Regions from separate parts of the Homo sapiens genome. Here region 1 is linked to region 2. A link is an interaction called in ENCODE POLR2A ChIA-PET data of the cell type or tissue named here. Cell type or tissue: PC-9. All regions are shown on one strand. Links, peaks and the distances in the headings refer to the core of each region. The heading gives the core; the rest is flanking DNA. Region 1 overlaps PAPSS2 (3'-phosphoadenosine 5'-phosphosulfate synthase 2). Region 2 holds the start of GLUD1 (glutamate dehydrogenase 1).

Region 1 (5,000 bases), core at 1-5,000, 620 kb after region 2:
AGGCGGGAGAATCACTTGAACCCGGGACGCAGAGGTTTCAGTGAGTCGAGATCATGCCACTAAAAAAAAAAAAAAAAGAATCAAACTATTTTGGCCTCTCCATTTTCTGGTTGAGAAATTCTTTATATTTTAAATATATATTTATTTCCAAATTTAATATTGAAAACTAGAATATAGAGAAGAGAAGGAAAATAGTTACCTAAAATGACCTAACCTTCAAGATGATTATTATCACTATTAGCATTTTTCCATGATTTTCAGACTTTTTTCTATATAGCCTTATACATATAAATACATATATTTTAACGAGATTAATGTTAACTCACTCTGTAAGCTGTTTTCTTACCTATTAATCATATGGATGTGCCATAATCTAGTTAATTGATGGACATTTTTATTGTTTCTGATTTCACTATTTTAGATAATATTGCTATGAACATCCTTGGATAATGATTCATTTTTCTGTATTATAATGTTGAGATCATTTGAGAATCAGAGAAACTGGCAGAGAAAATTATAGTGAGTCATTTTATGTTCGCAACAAAACTTGCATAATTTCAATTCCATGAGAGAATGTGGAATGAACTAAAATGGAAAATTTTCTTTTAAAGAATGAGCTTTTTGTCTGGGTGTAGTGGTTCATGCCTGTAATCCCAGCACTTTGGGATGTTGAGGCAGGAGAATCACTTGAGTCTAGGAGTTCTAGACCAGCCCAGGTAATGTGGCAGTTGCTCTACATTACAAAAGAATACAAAAATTGGCCAGCCACAGTGGCTTGTGCCTGTAGTCCCAGCTACTGAGGAGGCTGTGATGGGAGGATCGCTTGAGCCGGAGACGTGGAGGCGGCAGTGAGCCAGGATCACACCACTGCACTGCAGCCTGGGTGACAGAGTGAGACCCTGTCTCAAAAAAAAAAAAAAAGAAAAAAGAATGAATTTTATATTTTTGAAATTTTAAAACACGTTAGAAAAACAACTATCAGAACCATAGATGTCTACACTAAAAGTAGAAAAGTTAATTATAACTACATAAGAATTCTAGAAATAGTTTCAAACTACCAAAAGATATCCAAAGTAGAAGGGAAATAAATTATAATATATTTGAGATTGCTGGATGTAATGATGGAAAAGAAATAAAATCGATCCATGTAAGCACATAATAAATTATAATAATTTCATATTTTAAAAATTGGTACAGTTTAATTGTATCGAGGTAGCTAGAAGTTTGAAGAGTATTTTTGGCCCAGGTATGTATGATTAATGATCAAATGGAAGACACCAACAACAGGAATATTTCTGTATATTCATAAAATACTCTTTAATATGATATAATAGATATAATGTGATATATAATAAAGTACATACCAAAAGGGGAGCAAGTGAACAAAAAGTATATATTATTATATAATTAGTAAAAATGTTATGATACAAAGCATAGAAAAAAGAAGCACCAAAATATGTTTTTATTTATATAATAATTTTCTTTCTTTTTTCTTTTTTCTTTCTTTCTTCCTTTCTTCCTTTCTCTTTTTTCTTTCTTTCTTTCTTTTTTCCTTCCTTCCTTCCTTCCTTCCTTCCTTTCTTTCTTTCTTTCTTTCTTTCTTTCTTTCTTTCTTTCTTTCTTTCTTTCTTTCTTTCTTTCTTTCTCTTTCTTTCTCTCTCTCTCTCTCTCTCTCTCTCTCTTTCTTTCAGACAAGGTCTCACTCCATTGCCAAGACTGGAGTTCAGTAGTATGATAAGGGCTCACTGCACCCTTGACCTCCTGGGCTCAAGCAATCTCCTCCCACCTCAGTTCCCTGCATAGCTGGGACTATAGGCACGTGCCACCACACCCAGCTAATTTTTAAATTTTTTTCTAGAGATAGTATCTCACTACGTTCCCCAGGCTGGTTCCTATCTCCTGGACTCAAGCGATTCTCTCACCTTGACCTCTTAAAGTGCTGGGATTATAGGCATGAGTCACCGCACCCAGCCCAAAACATAGTTTTAAAAAGTGGATGAGATCATTGTCCAGATTGTAGTTAATTAATATCAAAGAGGCAAACACACGAATGGCCTAAGTAACTTATTACACAGAAAAAGGCATATTCTTACCAAAATAAGTACAAATCAACCTGGGGGAAAAAACAGTAAAAATACAAACACAAAAAAGTCATTGAATATTTAGAAGTGGGTATATCGTGGTAGCCTGGTAACTTGGTTTTGTCACTTGGAAAATGAACTGGCAGTATACAATGAGACCTACAAAATAGTTTATAAGTTTTGATACTCAATAATTTCACTTTGGGTTGTATATTCAAAAGAACTAATCGGAAAGGAATAAATATATAATTGTGAAACATTTGAAGCTACTCATGTTAAGTAATGAAGATGAAGTGAGAATGATTTTTAAATTGTTTACATTATAGTGTAGTATGAAAAGCCTTATTATATATTATCTCCTTCAATCCTCAGGGAGGAAGCTGTGACAAAGAGCTCACATAACTGGGACTGGAAACTAGGAGTCCTGTCTATGCAGAAATAAGACCCAGACTTAAACCTGGCTACATCCTGTGTCTTCTGGCTGTGGGACTTCAGCCCCCTTCCCAATATCTCTGAGCAGTAGTTTTCAGATCTGTAAATGGATCACAATGCTCAGTCTCTATGGCTCCCAGGTTTTGAGCAATAAATGAGATAATGCACGTGGAAGTGGAGCTCCTACCATGGGCCTGATAGGGCAATCACTGGGGTTGCAACTTTCTGAAAATGGGTCTTTAAATGAATCTTCAAACTGCACACTGAGGAGCGGGAAGATTTGGAACACGTTTAATCAGCAAGGGAGCAATGAAAGCAGAGACCAGTGGCAATGAGGGCCAAGTTAAAACAGGGCGGAGTGGAGTTGTAAAGAGAGAAGTAAAGTGGATTTGTTTGCACTGCCTGGGAAGGAGTAGGGTACAGAGGGGATTCAAGGGCACGTGCTTGTTTTTTTTAATTGAGACATTATGAACATCTCAGAACAAAAGCTTTGGGCTTTGGTAAGCTCCACCAGACACCTGGTTTAGGGCTTTTTCATTCCCCAAGACTCCTCCTCCCTTCCATGACACTCCTCCCTGGGACACATGCTTGGATTTGGCTCTGGAAATGCCCCGCCCCACCATGAAACCATCTAGTCTTTTCCCCAGGTTACTTCTCTTGTAGTCACGCAAAATCAAGGCTGAGGCTCCCTGTCACGACCCTCGGCACTTCACCTGAGTTCTAGGAGCCACTTTGGCAGTCCTCTTTCTGTGCCACCAATGGGAGTGAGGGGTGAGCCTGGCAGAGACACACATGCCACCCTGGGCTTTGTGACAAGGCCTGGACTCTAATGGGTCAAACCCAGGGCAAAGGCCATCCTCCATCTAGGTAACGAAGTGTTCATGACTCTGTGACAGCCAGGACAAGGGCAGTAAGTTTGCAGTAGAATGACACTGCAAATTGGTGAACCTTAGTGTAGGGTACGTCCCAGCCGGGCTTTAATACAGAGCAGCAATAATGACAACAACATTGCGTGTGTGTGTGTGTGTGTGTGTGTGTGTGTGTGTGTGTGTAAAACTGGTGCAGTCCTATCCATTGTCTGATTCGATCATGAGTGCCACATCCTCCCCAGACTTGGGTTAGAGTAGACCCAGATCCCCAGAACCCTTTTAAACCTGGGTGATTTAGAATTCAAACTACCATCACTTCTCCAGACTAGATTAAATGCCACCTGGACTGATCAGATCCAACATCCTACCATGAGTCTGGTATTTTCTTTGCTATTTTATCTAGATAATTCTTATTTAATCCTTTCAGCAATCCTAGGAAAAAAATATTCTTATCCCCATTTTACAGAGAAAGATAAGGAGGTTCAGAGATGTTAATAACTTGCTCCAGGTCACAGAGCAAATCAGCCGTGAAGCAGGTTTCAAATCCAGGTCTGCTTGACTCCAAAATCGATACTCATGCTACTCCGATGCATGCTACAGAGAGTTTTTCTGGGCCAGTAGTGGGAAGAAGGTAGAGATTTTTGCAAAATTGTCTTAGGGACCCAGTATAGAAGTATGCCACTAACTTTGGGGTTTCTGGACCACTTCCTGATAAGGGGCAGAGTTAGATGGGATGCCGAGGATGTCTGTGTGTTCTCTATGTACACACAGCAAGACAGACATTTTTTCCTTTAACATGTGTTTTGCTTTCTATAGAGAGAATCCTTTTTCTGACAGTCACTTTCTTTCCAAAGCTTAGAACATCATAGGCTCTTTGGCAGAGAGTACAGCTTTCAACAAGAAAAAGAAAAGTTTTTGGCCACTCTGCCCCCTTGCAGTTCAAGTATAATTCAAAATATCTGCTTCTATTTGTTTGCCTTTTGCAAAACCTCAAGGGTGATTTTGAAATAAATAGGAATAAAATATTTGACTGAACCAAAAGAGCCCAGTACCTGGCCATCCGAAAGTATTTATTTATTTGTTTAAACATTGCTGGAGTAATAGAAAATTTAAATGCAGTTATCAAAGACCAAAAGTTCAGAGATTAAATACTATGTTAGAGTCATTCCTTCTAATTAATTTTGAACTGTTTTCGAAAAACGAAGAACTTGCTGGGGAGACAATGATCAAGATCGTAACAAAGTTCCCCTAGAAGATTAACAGAGCTTGGAGTTTACTGTGGATCTCTGCCTGTGTGGAGAAGAAACAGTCAAACTAGAGGAAACAAAACTGTCTCTATAGACAAATTAAATTTTAGTGGATGTTCATGTGCACAGGTGGGCAGCAGCACCTTAGTCTAGTATGTTGGGATTGGGATCAGAGTCTTTTTCCATAAATGCAGCAGCATTGAGCAATATAATTCCATCTAAAATCTTATTGTATATTTTCTCATCTGCTTACTTTTTTTTGTTTGTTTGTTTGTTTTTGAGACAAAGTCTCGCTCTTTTGCCCAGGATGGAGTGCAGTCACACAGTCTTGGCTCACTGCAACCTCCGCTTCCTGGGTTCAAGTGATTCTC
Region 2 (17,309 bases), core at 4,735-9,734:
CGACTGCGAGGAACATCGCACATGGGGAATCTGGCACGGTGCCCTGCAAGTGGTCAAACAGGCAAATCTCAACTATTACCACTGCTATAACAAGTATTACAAAGTAATGGCATGTAACAAAGCAATTAAAAAGTCTAAACTGACAGGAGTTTGAAAAAATGACTTAATAAACCTTGGTTTCATTACTTCTACATAAATTCACAGGAAATAGTAAAACAATGTATTAATTAAGAACTAGTGCTCTCCCTCTCCCTCCCCCTCCCCCTCCCCCTCTCCCTCCCCCTCTCCCTCTCCCTCTCCCCACGGTCTCCCTCTCCCCACGGTCTCCCTCTGATGCCGAGCGGAAGCTGGACTGTACTGCTGCCATCTTAGCTCACTGCAACCTCCCTGCCTGATTCTCCTGCCTCAGCCTGCCGAGTGCCTGCGATTGCAGGCGCGCGCCGCCACGCCTGACTGGTTTTCGTATTTTTTTGGTGGAGACGGGATTTCGCTGTGTTGGCCGGGCTGGTCTCCAGCTCCTAACCGCGAGTGATCCGCCAGCCTAGGCCTCCGGAGGTGCCAGGATTGCAGACGGTGTCTGGTTCACTCAGTGCTCAATGGTGCCCAGGCTGGAGTGCAGTGGCGTGATCTCGGCTCGCTACAACCTCCACCTCCCAGCCGCCTGCCTTGGCCTCCCAAAGTGCCCAGAGTGCAGCCTCTGCCCAGCCGCCACCCCGTCTAGGAAGTGAGGAGTGTCTCTGCCTGGCCGCCCATCGTCTGAGATGTGAGGAGCCCCTCTGCCTGGCTGCCCAGTCTGGAAAGTGAGGAGCGTCTCTGCCCTGCCGCCATCCCATCTAGGAAGTGAGGAGCGCCTCTTCCCAGCCGCCATCCCATCTAGGAAGTGAGGAGCGTCTCTGCCCGGCCGCCCATCGTCTGCGATGTGGGGAGCGCCTTTGCCCCGCCGCCCCGTCTGGGATGTGAGGAGCGCCTCTGCCCGGCCGCGACCCCGTCTGGGAGGTGAGGAGCGTCTCTGCCCAGCCGCCCCATCTGAGAAGGGAGGAGACCCTCTGCCCGGCAACCGCCCCGTCTGAGAAGTGAGGAGCCCCTCCGCCTGGCAGCCGCCCCGTCTGAGGAGTGAGGAGCCCCTCCGCCTGGCAGCCACCCCATCTGGGAAGTGAGGAGCCTCTCCGCCCGGCAGCCGACCTGTCCGGGAGGGAGGTGGGGGGGTCAGCCCCCCGCCCGGCCAGCCGCCCCGTCCGGGAGGTGAGGGGCGCCTCTGCCCAGCCGCCCCTACTGGGAAGTGAGGAGCCCCTCTGCCCAGCCAGCCGCTCCGAGAGGGAGGTGGGGGGGTCAGCCCCCCGCCCGGCCAGCCGCCCCGTCCGGGAGGGAGGTGGGGGGTCAGCCCCCCGCCCGGCCAGCCGCCCCGTCCGGGAGGGAGGTGGGGGGGTCAGCCCCCCGCCCGGCCAGCCGCCTCTTCCGGGAGGTGAGGGGGCGCCTCTGCCCGGCCGCCCCTACTGGGAAGTGAGGAGTCCCTCTGCCCGGCCAGCCGCCCCGTCCAGGAGGGAGGTGGGGGGGTCAGCCCCCCGCCCGGCCAGCCGCCTCTTCTGGGAGGTGAGGGGGCGCCTCTGCCTGGCTGCCCCTACTGGGAAGTGAGGAGCCCCTCTGCCCGGCCAGCCACCCCGTCCGGGAGGGAGGTGGGGGGGTCAGCCCCCCACCCAGCCAGCCGCCCTGTCCGGGAGGTGAGGGGCGCCTCTGCCCGGCCGCCCCTACTGGGAAGTGAGGAGCCCCTCTGCCCAGCCACCACCCCATCTGGGAGGTGTGCCCAACAGCTCACTGAGAACGGGCCATGATGACAATGGTGGTTTTGTGGAATAGAAAGCGGGGAAAGGTGGGGAAAAGATTGAGAAATCGGATGGTTGCCGTGTCTGTGTGGAAAGAAGTAGACATGGGAGACTTTTCATTTTGTTCTGTACTAAGAAAAATTCTTCTGCCTTGGGATCCTGTTGATCTGTGACCTTACCCCGCAACCCTGTGCTCTCTGTAACATGTGCTGTGTCCACTCAGGGTTAAATGGATTAAGGGCAGTGCAAGATGTGCTTTGTTAAACAGATGCTTGAAGGCAGCATGCTCGTTAAGAGTCATCACCACTCCCTAATCTCAAGTACCCAGGGACACAAACACTGCGGAAGGCCTCAGGGTCCTCTGCCTAGGAAAACCAGAGACCTTTGTTCACTTGTTTATCTGCTGACCTTCCCTCCACTATTGTCCTATGACCCTGCCAAATCCCCCTCTGTGAGAAACACCCAAGAATGATCAATACAAAAAAAAAAAAAAAAAGAAAAAAAAAAGAACTAGTATTTCTTCTCCCACACATAAATCACTTTTTCCATTGCTCTTTTAGAGCCTGTGGAAGTCATCACCACATTATTTTTAATTTTCCTTGCTTTCTTAAGTGGAGGAAATGTTACTTTCTTTTAACTTAGAAACTTAAAAATTTTAACTTGCATTTAGTGGGGAGCTAAAAACTGCTGGAACCAATGATATTCATAAATCAAACAGAAGCATTCAAATGGCAAGCCTAATATTCTAGAAATAGATGTTATTAAAAATTAGAAACCAGACCCCTCCTTCCACACAAGTGTAAACAAAATGTCCATTTTATCATAAGTCATGGAATGACATGAGTCAGAAACTGTGTGTGTATAACAAAAGACATGTTCCGCTGGATGGAACCCAGGAATTCTTGTTTGTAAAGTTAAGTTTTCTTTCCCAGCTACACCCATTTAGAGAGCTCAACTGCTAAACAGTGAAGAGAAGCAGTTTCACAAATTACCTCTCACACCACAGGCATTTTCTGTAGGCTATGAACCAATAAAGGTTTAGTGAATGGAAGCACAGGAGGAGCTATAAAGAAAGTACCAGCTTAGTGGAAGAAGCCCCAGAGCCAACAGAACAGGGACAGGGAGGGGATAGAAATGAATGCAAGTGATATTGCCTGGGCTAAAGAAGAAACATTTTCATTTTAAATTTCTAGTTAACCAGTGATTCATACATGTTTTTAATTCTAGAAATTGGCAAATATTGAGTACTGGGCTACCTAAACTGGTAGTCTGAAAAACAAAAAATTTTAAAGTGCACCCATTAATAAAATACTCTGCAGCAATACTTGAGACAAAACAATCTCCAATAAGACACAATGTACCCACACACAGAAGAAGCCAGTTACTCTTCCTTCTCTGGGTTTGGAAACCAAAGATAACTATCAAAAATATACTGTCACCTGAAAATAAGTCTTAACTACATTCTAAGGGACACGAAGAGATTTATGTAGGGGCCAGATGTGGTGGCTCACGCCTATAATCCCAGCACTTTGGGAGGCCGAGCTGGGCAGATCACTTGAGGTCAGGAGTTTGAGACCAGCTTGGCCAACATGGTGAAACCCCATCTTTACTGAAAATACAAAAATTAGCTGGGCATGGTGGCACATTCCCGTAGTCCCATACTCACAAGGCTAAGGCGGAGGTTACAGAGAGCTGAGATTGTACCACTGCATTCCAGCCTGGGCAACAGTTTGAGACTGTCTCAAAAAAATTAAAAAAAAAAAAAAAAGTAAGAATATGACTGCAAAAAGGAAGGTACTCTACTTAACTCAATGGATTGGGAAAAATTAGCACAACTGGAGAATGTGAAGGACAAAATGATGTGACATATACCTCAAAGTTCTGAAAGGCAGGGAAAGCCTAGCACTTTTGAATGCCTACTCTCGTTCAAATATACTCAATTTGAAGTTGTTCAAAAAAGTCAAATAATAGGAAAATACATACACATACAAGAAAATCAGAAAATCTTAAAATATTTAAGCCAAAATGAAGCAAGAAGGATCTTATGTGATCTGAATATTGTCACTTTTTATAAAACCAAGCCTTTCCTCCTTCAGCAGAGAAGGCTGAAGGTGAACAGGACCAACAGAGATCAAACAGGGGCACAGAACAGAAACTAGAAGGAGGAAGGAAGAGATGTTTTATTCCAGAAATGGAGGAAAGTAAATTATATTTTTGTATCCCAAAGTCTTAGACAGTTAGGCATGGTGGCTCATGCCTGTAGTCCTAGCACATTGGGAGGCTGAGGCAGAAGAACTTGAGCTCAGGTGTTTAAGACCAGCCTGGACAACATAGTGAGATCCCATCTCTACACACACACACACACACACACGCACACACCGCATCTTAAAACTCTGTTAGACTCCATTGATGCATTACTAGTGTTTGGGATCAACTGGGTCTTTGGTCAACTGTGCTAGTAGGAATGAAGGTAAATACTTTTAACAAAGAGCAGGAGTCCACGGCTGGCTAAGCTAGACAGTGAATGGGCTTGGTACACAGGTGTCAGCCACAGAACTGATGCCATTAGAAACATGGCCTAAAAATCAAGGCCACCCTGCTGACAAAGTAATCTGTGCACTCAGCTCACCAGAGGAAACTAAAGACACACCACCCATGACGTTTATTATTTATCAATCTCAGTAAAGCTGGAGGAAGGGCAGGGGATAGAATGACGTATGTACTACAATGGGAACTTTTAAATCATTCCTTCTATTCTGAACAGAAACTGACTAAACAGTTATTTTATGTTAACTGGTATCCAGATGTTTCCAAAGAATATTAGTGAAATGCAGACATCTGCAACTATATACAGTACAAAGCACTGATCTGATTTTTAACTTAATTACCACAGATATTCCTTAGTATGCTCAAGTCTAATGAGCAGTACATGCTAAGTTTCTCTAGGAGAAATAAAAATCAAAAGCAGAAACTAGCTTAAGTTGCTATAGTGATGAAGAAAACAAACCAGCTCATTACTTTAAAAAAGATTCAGTGAAAACCACAATTGACTAAGCTTGAATTTTTTTTCCTTTTCCTAGCTGACTCAAAAGCAAACACAAAAGCCTCCAGCTAGTCACTGTTTTTTATAATTAGTCATTAACAAAACATTTATGAAAATTCAAGTGGTTTTAAAATTACTTGAACCTGGTTCTCTTAATAGGGTTTGATTTATTCATCAGAAATCTAATTTCCAGCTGCACTCTCTCACTTTTCAGGAACTATTTATTCAGTAACCAAGAGTTCTACCAGAAGCACAGAACCACCAGAAAAGCAAAAATGCCTCAGAACAACTCTTAATATTTATAAGTTAACACTCTTGCCACTTACTCATCAGATTATATTTTTTCACTTAATATTAATGTACCTTCTAACCCACAATAATGTAGCGTAACTTAATTTAAAATGAAGAGAGGAAGGTTAGAAGCAGGGAGGAACTCTCAATGACCACCCACAAGTAATGACCACCTGAAATACTACGTCTCAGATAAAAATTCAGACATTCAGCATGGGAAGGAGCACTGCATATAGGAGCTAAGAAAAAGTACACACTTTAGGCTGGGCGTGGTGGCTCACGCGTGTAATCCCAGCACTTTGGGAGGCTGAGGTGGGCAGATCATTTGAGGTAGGAGTTCGAGACCAGCCTGGCCAACATGATGAAACCCTGTCTCTACTAAACACACAACAAAATTAGCTGGGCGTGGTGGTGCACACCTGTAATCCCAGCTACTGGGGAGGCTGAGGCAGGAGAATCGCTTAAACCTGGGAGACCGAGGTTGCAATGAGTGGAGATTGCACCATTGCACTTCAGCCTGGGCGACAGAGAGTGAGACTCCGTCTCCAAAAAAAAAAAAAAAAACCAGAAAAATTATACTTTAATTGCTTTAGCAGCATCAATGTACTGTTTTGTATAAAGTAGGCAAATACCATCTTAGATTTTTAATCCAGTCTAAATCTTTTATTTTAACCTGAATAAATTTTGAAGAGGTAACTAAGCTTTCTGGGAAGCAAATGTTTAGCTGATATTAGAAAAATATAACCTATTGACACATCAAAGAAAAAACGGAAGAATACTTTTTTCATTAAAAATTTAAAATTATAACACATATGTATGTATTTCTATCAAAATTTAAATACAAAAAGAAAGCTGAAGACTCCCTTGACTTCCACTTATGACCCCAGTCTTCTCCTTAGGGGTGACTATTCTTAGCAATGTAAGTGTATATCCTTCCAAATCATGTTCCCTGCAATTATATATGTACATATCCATAAAACATACAGCTTTGTTTTGTGTTATTTAACTTACAGCCTGACAGATGGAAGATTATACATTAAAAGGGGGATTTTGTTAATTTTTCTTGGTAGATTCTTTTATTCTGATCTTGATTAACAGTAACTTAGCTGCACTTTCACACCAAACAGGTCTTGGAATCGGAAATGATGCTAGTTAAAATGGTGAATATAAAGTTGGATTTAGTAAAAGGTAACAATAACTTGTTATTAAAAAGTTTCAAAGGGATAAAGGCTTGAAACCTCAGCTATCCAGTTTCATATAAATTATTTACAAGTCTACGTGATAATTTGAGATGGGTCTTAAGAGAGGCAGAGGAATCCTAGGGAGGGGGAAGTGAGGCATGGACAGGCAGAGGGACTGCACTATTCAAGGGCATGATGGAGAGAAGTACGTGCCTGGATTTCCAATTTCCCTAAGGATAATTTTACACCAGATCTTCTTTATTTTAAAAATCCAATCCTTTTCCTTAATAACCCCATCTGTCCCTGATACCACCATTTTTTTCTACCAGTCTCTCAGGCTAGAAATTTTGTGGTTATCTTTGCCTCTTCTCTCCTTCATCCTGTAAATCCTACCTGTTGGGAATACATTACTGTCCTTTCTTCAAAATGTTTTATCTGTCTTTTCTTTTTCATTCTCTGCTATTAACTATAACTTCATTCTCAGTTCCACTGCTGCCTAGCTTTCTGTGCCCTGCTAGATTCATCATTATTCATCCAACAAACATAAAAGGAAAAAATTGGCCTGGCGCGGTGGCTCACGCCTGTAATCCCAGCACTTTGGGAGGCCGAGGCGGGCGGATCATGAGGTCAGGAGATCAAGACCATCCTGGCTAACATGGTGAAACCCCGTCTCCACTAAAAATACAAAAAAAAAAAAAAATTAGCCAGCGTGGCGGTGGGCGCCTGTAGTCCCAGCTACTCAGGAGGCTGAGGCAGGAGAATGGCATCAACCCAGGAGGCGGAGCTTGCAGTAAGCCAAGATCGCGCCACTGCACTCCAGCCTGGGAGACAGCGAGACTCCGTCTCAAAGAAAAAAAAAAAAAAAAAAAGGAAAAAATTGTTTTTTCTCACACATTTCTGACACCAAATGTGTGGGTTTTCCACACTAAGCAGTTCTCCAGTTCTCTGCAGATACAAACTGGGTGTCCTGCAATTCAGTTATGACACTGACTACCAGGGTTAGCACAGACCCCACAGCTCAAGGGCTCAGTCGCACAAGACTGTTCCCTACTTCAGATGCCAGTTCCAAGTCTTGGGTGCCCAGGGCACCCACACTTCTGTCCAACTTGGCTACCAACCAGGGGGTTCCCATGGCCCCCTCCTCAGGTTCAATAATGTTATAAAGGCTCACAGGACTCAGGGAAACGTTACTTATGTAAAGGATACAAATCAACAGCAACATGAAGAGGTACACAGGGCCATGTCTGGAATGTCCCCACTGCAGGAGCTTCTGTTCCCCTGGAATTTGGAGGGTACCACCCTACCCATACATGGATGCATTCACCAACCTGGAAGCTCTCTGAACTCTCCCCATACTCCAGCCATCAGTTAGGGTTTGTATAGAGGTTCCATTATGAGGGCATGACTGATTGCTGATTAAACTCAATCTTCAGCCCCTTTCCAATCTCCAGAGGTCAAAGGGTGGGACTGAAAGTTCCAAATTTCTAATTATGGCTTGGTCTTTTTGGTGACTAGTCCCCACCTTGAAGCTACCCAGAAGCCCATTAAGAGTGTCCTAGTTAGAACAAAAGATGCTCCTATCACTCAGGAATTTGCGACATTCAGGAGCTCTGTGTTGGGAACCAGGCAAAGAGACCAAATATATTTACTGTCACAAGCCCTTATTTCTCATTATTTACAAATGTAGTTTGTCCTCATGACCCCCTTACACACAGTTCCACTTCCTGCCTTGGGTGAAGCCACCCCCTCTTTATCTGAAATGGCCTTATCCAACTCCTATCCAGCCTTCTCTGTTCCCACATCAAGACTGTCTGTCTGCCAGGCACGGTGGCTCACGCCTGTAATCCCAGCACTTTAGGAGGCCGAGGTGGGCTGATCACATGAGGTCGGGAGTTCGAGACCAGCCTGACCAACATGGCAAAACCCTGTCTCTACTAAATATACAAAAATCAGCTAGGTGAGGTGGTGCATGCCTGTAATCCCAGCTACTTGGTAGGCTGAGGCAGGAAAATTGCTTGAACCTGGTAAGCAGAGGTTGTAGTGAGCCAAGATCGCGCCACTGTATGCCAGCCTGGGCAACAAGAGCAAAACTCTGTTTCAAAAAAAAAACAAACAAAAAAACAAATAAACAAACAAGATTGTCCTTGGTTTCCTTGAACTCCTACTGCAACAACACATGATTTACTTTGTTTTGTTTTTTTTTTTGTCATTTATTGACTGGTTCTAGGAAAGGAAAATGTAGAAATGGAATACTGAGCTTATAGCAAAACAAAAAAGACATAGGGTACAAAGGAGATTTGAATCTGCTCTACTTGGGAGAAATCAATGAAAAAAAATATTCCAAGAAATAAAAAAATTCAACTTTGTTTTTTTAAAAGAACCCTCTGCATAAAGTTCAGAGATCTTGCCTGCAGGAACAAAAAACACATAATAGAAAAATTGATTTACTTAGAATATAGACTATAGTTCATAATAAAAGCAGTCCTTATTTGGTAAACCTTCAATACGAGTACATCACCCTTGGTTATTTCTTTGCTCTTTCTCTCTTGGCATAAAAGAAAAAAAAAATTCATGCAAAATCCTACTAAGGCCCAATATGTACAAAATATCTTTTAAAAGTCCTATGTTGATATATTTGTGATAATGACAAACGATAAAAGAAGTCATACTACTGACAACCTTTGAAATTTTCATTTGTCATCTTTCACATTTTCCTCTAGCCTAGAAGCAAATCAGAAGAATTACGTCTGATAGACTTTCTCCAAGAATAATAATCAAGAGAAATAGCAATTCATAATAAACAAAGCATTTTCTTAGTTTTTAATGAAGAAAACTAAGAAAGTAATTTCAAAATTATTCAATAGAAAATCTTTAAAGATAAATGGACTACACACTGGTAGAGAAATGAGTTGTTCTGGCTAACACATTAATCTCTTAAACACCAAAGTCTTCAAACCTCTTTTGATGGAAAACTGTTTAAAATGTTATTTCAGGTCTTCGGAGTTGGGTGTAGGGGAAAAAGGTTATTTCATTTCCTTAGCAATTAGAATAAATGGACCTCTAGAGATATCATCTATGCTGAGTTTTATATGCAAAGCTGTTTGAATATGTATTTTTCTAGGAAGAAGGTAGGTCTTCTAATAGCTTTTAACAGAAATTTCAAAGGTATCTATGATCCAAAGTATTAGGAAGCATTGTGTCAATGGCATGAAGTGGTTCTCAATCAGCGCTTACAATTAAAAGCCTAAGATACAATTTGTAACTTTTTGCATAAATAAATCCCAGACAACAATGATTAAGGTGGGTGCTGGAATCAGATGCCCAGAATCTGAACCTCAACTCCACTACGTACTAGCTGTGTCACCCTGCCAAAGGACACTTCACTCCTCAACCTTAGTAGCCACATTTGGAAATCAGGGACAACAGTGTATTGCATGAGGCATAAAAGCAATGATACATGAAAAGTTCTTACATGCATTGTTGCTATAAGGCATAGAACTGATGATGCATGAAAAGTTCTTAATAAAATGCCTGGCACACACAGAGCTGAATAAATGTTAGCCTTTGCTAATATCTGACCTTGGTGAAGGCAGTTGACCTCAAGTGAAGGCAGAATGTGTGTGGCTGCAGAATCTTCTAGGTGTAGTTGCCTTTTTGTAAAGATAATCGGAAGGTCTTGAGTAGCTCCTTCTCCTAGTTTGTCTTCTTGTCCTTAATAAAGCCTTTCCTGCCTTTAACAGTAGTATTTCACATATTAACAATTCCGACTTGATAGTGAACACTTGAATCTGTATTAATTTCTGCCTCTGGAAAGGGGAAAATATTGATTCATTTGAATAACTAGTCAGTTTTAGACAGCGGCATTAGATTTAAGACTGTTCATGGTTATATTGGGGGAAGGACTTGGGGTAGAGCTGCTTCACTTTTCATTTTGTAACTTTCGTTACTATTTGATTATGTGAATCATGCATGTGTATTTTATGGGTTGCTGAGTACAAAATTTATGGGCTATTTATGAATCAATGTGCTCTAAAGTGATACTAGAGATTTTTCTCTTTATTACTTACATTGTAAAAGCCTAATTATTGGGTAAAATAAATAGAAAAGAAGAACAGTCACGTGGCAGAGACTAGTGTCTAGGATTTTTTCAACATCTACAGGTTAGTATTTTAGTTTTTAATGGTTACAGAACCCTTAGTATTTTTAACATAAGTAAATAAAAACCGATTTTCCTAAGCACTCTGAATTATTAACAGCGGTAAACCTAATTTCTTCCCACTATATGCCAAAAGTTCAGGCTCAATTTTTATTTCTTGTACTTAAACACTACAAGTTGTACTGAACTTTAATATATATTGGTGCTTAGGATCCAATTTTTGATGCCCTAATTCTTACAAAGTATACTTTGGATAATGAGTGAGCAGCTGTTTGTCTTCCTGCACGTGGGGCTTTACTGCCAAAAGCAAACTTGCTAAATGGATTCATACACGCAAGTGACAGAAAGACTGAAATCTGATGTACAGATCACTACCATTACCAAGCGTCTTCATTTTCTAGTATACTTTGGGAGAAAAGACGCATTTGGCTTCCATGAAATAAAAAGGCATAAGGGCAACACATTTCCGTATTTAAATAAGATGTATTAAAAACAACAACCTCGGGGCTAAGTGCTTTTAAAAGACACACAAATTACCTATCCTCTGACTGAACTTTCAGAAAAGTCCTAAATTAAATTCACCTACAAAGGTTATATTTTATCTGTGGCAGCAGATGCAGACACACAGCCACTTAAAAATATTAGAAACTGTGAGTTTATTAAAAGTTACCTAAGTTTTGATGGTTGTCAATTGAGCACAGCAAAATAAGTCAGAAACATTTTTTCCCCCAGTGAAGGCAGAGAAATATCTCATTTTAAATCAGTATCAGTGCTTTCTATAGTCTTCCCTTAAGCGCTAAACAATGACATCCCAGAGGCTGAGGGCGTCTTTAACACTGCATTGACTCCGGTCTTCCCTTGCATTATGTCATCAAGATTCCACTGTTTCCTTCTGGCATTTTGACTTTTAAAAACTAGTTACTGGATTAATATAGGGTACACTTTTTTGGGTACTAATATTTGTAATTAAAAGACTTAGGGTCAATGTATGAGAGAACTCCATCTACGGTCCATCAACTATATGTAAATTATGATAATTTTAGAAAATTTTATGATAGTAGCATCAGTGATAGGGAATTTTAATAGTTTTAATATCAAGACAACTGGGGGGGGGCAGACTGGAAGAGAAAGTTAATTGACTCCTACCATCAATAAATTGCTATTATCAATCTGTACTTTCCCTCCAAACTGACTTTAAAACAATAAACTTCCTTCTAAAAAGGTAGACTGGTCTCAGGCAGAACCATAGCAAATGAAATACAGATAATTTACTCTGGGAAAGTTAATAGAACAATCTTTGATAATATTTCCAAACCCACCAGAACTTTTGAACCAGTCTTCTCAAATCAGTCGCATATTCTCACACTATGCCCCTTTGCTGGAAATATTTTTAAGGCCTCACTTAAACTTCCCTTCAGATCCTTTAGCTTACCCTTTCAAATCCTTAACACAGACAAATCTAACGGCCTCAGGTACATGTAGTAACTGGGAAAAGAAAAGCACAAAAACAGTGTGTATTATTAAATATTTACTTGGAAAAAGTACACATCAGCCACCAAGTCTTATAACCATCTGTTTCCCTTAGAGATTATTGCTAGATTGTTGCTTTGCTTCAACCTCAAGAATTTTAATTTAGAAAACTCAGGGATAAGGTTGTTCTTGAGGGAAAATGAGATACAGAAAGCTGAAGGTTGGTAAAAGGGTGGAGAGAGGCAGATGAGGTTTTTTTTTTTGGCAAAGAACCAATGGGAGAGAAGACAGGTTAGTGGGGAGAGGTAAGAAGAACGTGTTAAAATATGTTTAAGAGGGAAAGACAGAATTTCATAGGGATTATCCAAAGCATTTAAAAAAATCTCAATCACCTAATATATTCTGTGTTTCTAAGACTAGAGTGGGACTACAAAGGTTAACAATTTCTTAGACGTTAAAAAAGCTTTAAGAAAGAAGACCTGTCTCTCTTACAATGCACATTCTCTGCAAACAAGGGTGATAAATGGGTAGATAGATCTGGGGATGTCTTGAACACAAAGCATGGAAGGCTATAGTACCCAAATTTTGCTGATCATCTGTTTAGTATACTGTTTATTAAGCAAACTAAAATATTTAAGGGCTTTCATAGCTATGTAATCTTCCCCAATCCAGAAAGCCTTTCAAATTCCTGAAGATAATAAATTTGTCACTTTGTAGAGGCCAATTTTCTTTGATGTTCTATCAATGCTTGCAACAGTTTACTAGTAACAATTCAGTTTCTCCCTGTTTATATGCTGGGGGTTAATAGCATGTTTTTTTGTAAATGGGATAAACGGAACAGAAAATTGTATCTTACACTCTAGTACAAGCAAGTGCTACAGTAACAGTGCTTTGGTATGGCTGACCCAATTTGTTGCTAGGTTCAATATTTTGGCATTAAAACTGCTGTGGCAACAAGAGAAAGAGGACTCACAAACTATGGTAAACGAGTTGCTTCAGTGAGTTTGCGGAGCTGCGACTTATAAAAACAGGAGAGAGCTGGGCATCTGAAGAATCGAAGAAAAAGGATTTCAGAGACCAAATCATCCTGCAGAAAACCACATACACTGATTTATCTGTACACCTTTTAAAGGACTGGCAAATGCTGCCAGCAAGATAGTAAAAAATAAACTTGATGTCCGTTTTAAGAAAACGATGCAACTCAATATTTGCTAAACATTGCCTGAACTTCCTCCAACATCCTTATTTGCCTTTCTTTGGAGTCTGAACTTGTTTTCCTGGTTTGGATAATAAGGGAGTGGTAGGAAGAAGGCAGGCAAATGTAGGAGACTGACGGTGTGTACATTTTATACAATTTTGAAGCTAGAAAGGAAATCAGAGGTCAAAGTGGTTCAAACATTGGTTTTGGCTGAGGCAACCAGAGCTAGGGGATAATTAAGCTCCAAAGTTAAGTCCTAGAAGTGGGCGGGGTCAATGCAAATTTAGTAAATCTTTAAAAACAACCTTTGTCCCCCCTGCTGGGAACACCAGCACCGCTCAAGTTTTTTCCGGTACAGAGAGGATTTCTAAAAATCCTCATAAGTCAGCGGGCATAACTGAAAGACCACAGAACCAGGTTTACTGAGACATGGGTCTAGCCCAACATCCTCTGTGCTTCTCAGCCAATCCACCTCCAACAAGACTCCTCGCCTCCCTGGGCTCTTTATTCCATATAATTTTTCTTTTTTACAGTAGACAAAAGTGGTTTGTCCTTTCCATTTTATGTTACTAAAGAGGTATGATGCAATGTATTGGGGGGAAAAAAGCTCTTATTTGCTCGAAGAAAGCAATCTGACTACAGAGGCCAAATCTACAGACATTAAATGATTTAAACCACAGGATAACCCAGTGACTACCAAACATTATCTGACCCCTTTCTTCACGTACTATATTTTTCCTGAAGCTCAAATTCAGGGCTAGCCAGGACCAGTACACACCCCCAGAGCTATTTCATTCCATTGGCTGGCTGGCCATCCGCAGCCTACAACCTGTAAATTTACTGTCAGGACGCCAGGTGTTTATTTGTCAGAGATATTACATTGCTTGTGATTTTTTTGTGTTTTTCCTTTTTTTTGGTATAAAACAGAACTTGTCAGAATGGGAAAATTACTTAATTGAAACGATTAACGCGTGATTAGTAAATTCCTTTGGTTAATAAAACTGTCTAGATTTCAAACTTAGAAGCCAAGTCATTTTCTATGTTCGGATATCATCTGTCACTATTGGAACAGGAGTGAACAAATACCAGAAAATAATTTGACAGCTTGCATTTAGGGGAGACTCACAAAAGCCCAAGAACACTGACGAGGCATTATCACACGGGCAGGTCATTCCCTTTCCTAGAAGTGCATTTCGGCAGGACCCGCCGTGTGTGACACAGACACCGGGACCAAAAGGAGACCGGTGCAGCGTCTACTCTGCATGCAAGATCAGCATATACAGAGGCCCGGGGTGACGGCGCGGGGGAGGGGGCAGGCCAATCGCATGATGATTTTAAGGCGGAAAAATCACCATCCACAGAGCCGGCCACATCCGAGGCGGGGTGACCCGGGCGGGGACCCGGCCCGCTCCAGCTGGGCTGGGCTGGGCTGAGCAGCGGCCCCGCACCGGCAGGAGGCCGGAGGGGAGGGCCGCAGGGGAGGCAGGGAGGGCGGGACGGGGCCCGGCCGACGCTCACCTCCCTTGCAGGGCGTGCGGTGCTGGCTGTGCTGGGCCCGGTAGCCTTCGATGACCTCCCAGGAGCCGTCGTCGCGCCGGATGGGGAAGGAGAGACTCAGCACATGGTTGCAGGGCTTGATGATCCGCAGGATGCCGCGCACCCGGTTCCGCTTCTGCTCCTCGCTCTCCCGGGTCCTCAGGTCCTCCACCAGCTTGTCCTCCACGATGCTGGCGCCGCGATCGAAGAAGCCCTCCACCATCTTGAAGAAGTTGGGGTCGTCCTCGCGGTCGGCCACCGCCTCGCTGTAGTGGCGCCGGGCGGCCAATGCCAGCCCCGGCTGCGGGGCGGCGGCGGGCTGTCCCCGGGCCCAGCCCAGCAACGCGGCCGAGTCGGCGGACGCCGAGCCCAGGGCAGCGGGCCCGGCCCGGGACAGCAACAGCGCTTCGCCCAGGTAGCGGTACATGGCCACAAGCGGAGGGGAGGTGCGTGATGGTCGCGAAACAGGCGCGCTTTCTCAGACTCCCCGCGACTAGGGAGGAAGGGTCCCGCGCGGGTTGCCCTTTTAAGCCGCAGCTTCCTGCTTGCCCGGCTGTCCCCTCCCCTCGGGCGCTCGCCACCTAACGGGGAGGACGGACTTCGGGGACAGGGCGCCGCCCAGGGCGCCGGGCCTCCGCCTCCGCCGCGGCCTCCCCGGGCCTCGCTGGCGGCAGCGCGCGCCGGCGGGGCGTCGGGGGCGCGCAGGCGCGGGCGGGCTCGGCGCGCACGCTCGCGCGCCAGTGGGGAAGGGAGGGGAGGGGAGAGGAAGGGCGGGGAGGAGAGTGGAGGGGAACGGACGGGAGGGGCAGGGAGGGGAAGGTCGGGGCGGGTCGGGGCGGGTCGGGGCGGGCCCACGGGCGGCCGGATTTGCCCGGAGGCCGCACCCGCCTCCGGCGGGGCTCTCAGGTATGTGCGCCGCGGGGGTCCCTCAGGGGGGTTGGGGGTAGCCCAGGGAGGTCGGGGTCGGGGGCTGGCCTCTGTAGGGCGCTCAGAGGCCGAGTCCCCCCGAGCGCCGCGTGGGTGAGGCTTGGCGGTCTGGTCGGGGACCGGGTCATGTGAGTCACGGGCGCCCCTCCTTTCCGCCCGCGCGCCCTCGGAACGGGCGGCCCACCCTGGCCTGTCCTCTGGCGGCCTCAGGCCGGGGCCGGGCGTGCAGGGGCTGACACGTGGGCAGGAAAGCGAGGCAGAGCCGCCGCCGCGTAAGGCCGGGCTGAGGGCTCGGCGTCACCAGCCAGGGCTGCAGAGAGCGGCGTGGCACCCGGAGTTGGATTATGCGTGGCTGGCGTGAGCTGGAAGGGAGTCACTCGCCCACAAGCTCTCACCACGCGAGCTTTTATTGTCCCGTTCAACTGCTCCGCAGTGTGGAGATCGCATAGTTACGCACGTCGTGGTTGTGTCGCCCCACAGTACTGACTGCTTCACCTTTGCAGACAGAGGCTCCGGCCCGGCGCGGTGGCTCACGCCTTTAGTCCTAGCACTTTGGGAGGTCGAGGCTGGAGGATGGCTTGAGCCCAGGAGTTCGAGGCTGCAGTGAGCTACGATAGCTCCACTGCACCCCAGCCTGGGCAACAGAGGGAGACCCTATCTCCCTCTGAAATAGTCTAAAATAAGGAAACTAGAAATGCGATAATGCCCCCAGGAAATTCTTTCTCAGGAATATATGTATTTGTTAAATGGTTCAGTATATGATTTATTTTTTATTTTATTTATTTATTTGAGATGGAATCTTGCTCTGTCGCCCAGGCGGGAGTGTAGTGGCACCATCTCGGCTCACTGCAGCTTCCACCTCCCTGGGTTCGTTCTAGCGATTCTCCTGCCTCAGCCTCGGGGTAGCTGGGATTACAGGCCCGCGCCACCACGCCCGGCTAATTTTTGCATTTTTAGTAGAGACGGGGTTTCGCTGTGCTGGCCAGGCTGGTCTCCAACGCCTGACCTCAAGTGATCCGCCCGCCTAGGCCTCCCAGAATGCTGGGATTACAGACGTGAGCCACCGCGCCTGGCCTCAGTATATGATTTATAAGCTTTATGCTGTATGAGGGTTCAGTTATGTATTTATACATACTTGATAGGAAATGCTAAAGTTCACATTCCTATGGATAGCTTTTGGTGCTTTTCAAACTAACGAGGCTGGCACGGTGGCTCACGCCTGTAATCCCAGCACTTTGGGGGCCAAAGCAGGCTGATCGCTTGAGGCCAGGAGTTCAAGACCAGCCTGGGCTCGTCTCTATAAAAAGAAAATAAAAAATAAAGCTCTAATGACAGTCATTAAAACTAGCTGCCAAACACCACATTACTAGCGTTAGCGGTCTCAGTGTACTTGGGTGGTTTTAAAATGACACCCATTGGACCTGCAAAACGATGGTGCTTCCCGATATGTTCATGTTATTCATCTTTTAGAATATGGAAGAGAAAGTTCTTAGTTCTCGAAATATTGTGTAAAATATAAGGTGACAACCTGGATCTGTTAAATGACATTCATCTAAGTGTACTCTCAAAGTCAAAATTATCTTTTCATACAGGTGGAACTTATATTTTACCTTACTTGCTAAATAAGTCATTGTCATTAATTGTATTTGCACTGTGTTTTTCAGTGAAAAATGTACTCTGACCTGAA

Evidence for each region. ChIA-PET counts read pairs that join two places held together with the same protein. Peaks named below come from ENCODE experiments on the same cell type or tissue, not always from the same donor. Only the 100,000 strongest peaks of a DNase experiment are listed, where the experiment ranks them.
Region 1: POLR2A ChIA-PET joins it to region 2 with 19 read pairs; 1 of 35 experiments calls an interaction of 5 or more read pairs at or near these places.

The regions. Positions count from the first base shown.
Region 1 is chr10:87,699,752-87,704,751 of GRCh38, forward strand. All of the region lies in intron 1 of PAPSS2 (3'-phosphoadenosine 5'-phosphosulfate synthase 2), which reads left to right. Among named protein-coding and RNA genes, the nearest start is that of PAPSS2, 42 kb to the left of the region's middle. In PC-9, for the core only: no CTCF peak of the experiment used is centred there; a DNase peak (open chromatin) is centred at 1,930.
Region 2 is chr10:87,079,648-87,096,956 of GRCh38, forward strand. GLUD1 (glutamate dehydrogenase 1) reads right to left here and starts at 15,196. Exons shown (of 13, transcript NM_005271.5): 1 at 14,678-15,196. The coding sequence starts at 15,122. SHLD2 (shieldin complex subunit 2) reads left to right here and starts at 15,559. Exons shown (of 10, transcript NM_001330112.2): 1 at 15,559-15,601; 2 at 17,287-17,309. RefSeq lists enhancers at 4,302-4,351, 13,208-13,745, 16,150-16,209 and silencers at 14,430-14,769, 14,970-15,109, 15,230-15,929, 15,850-16,107. In PC-9, for the core only: no CTCF peak of the experiment used is centred there; a DNase peak (open chromatin) is centred at 4,914; H3K27ac peaks cover 1,078 bases.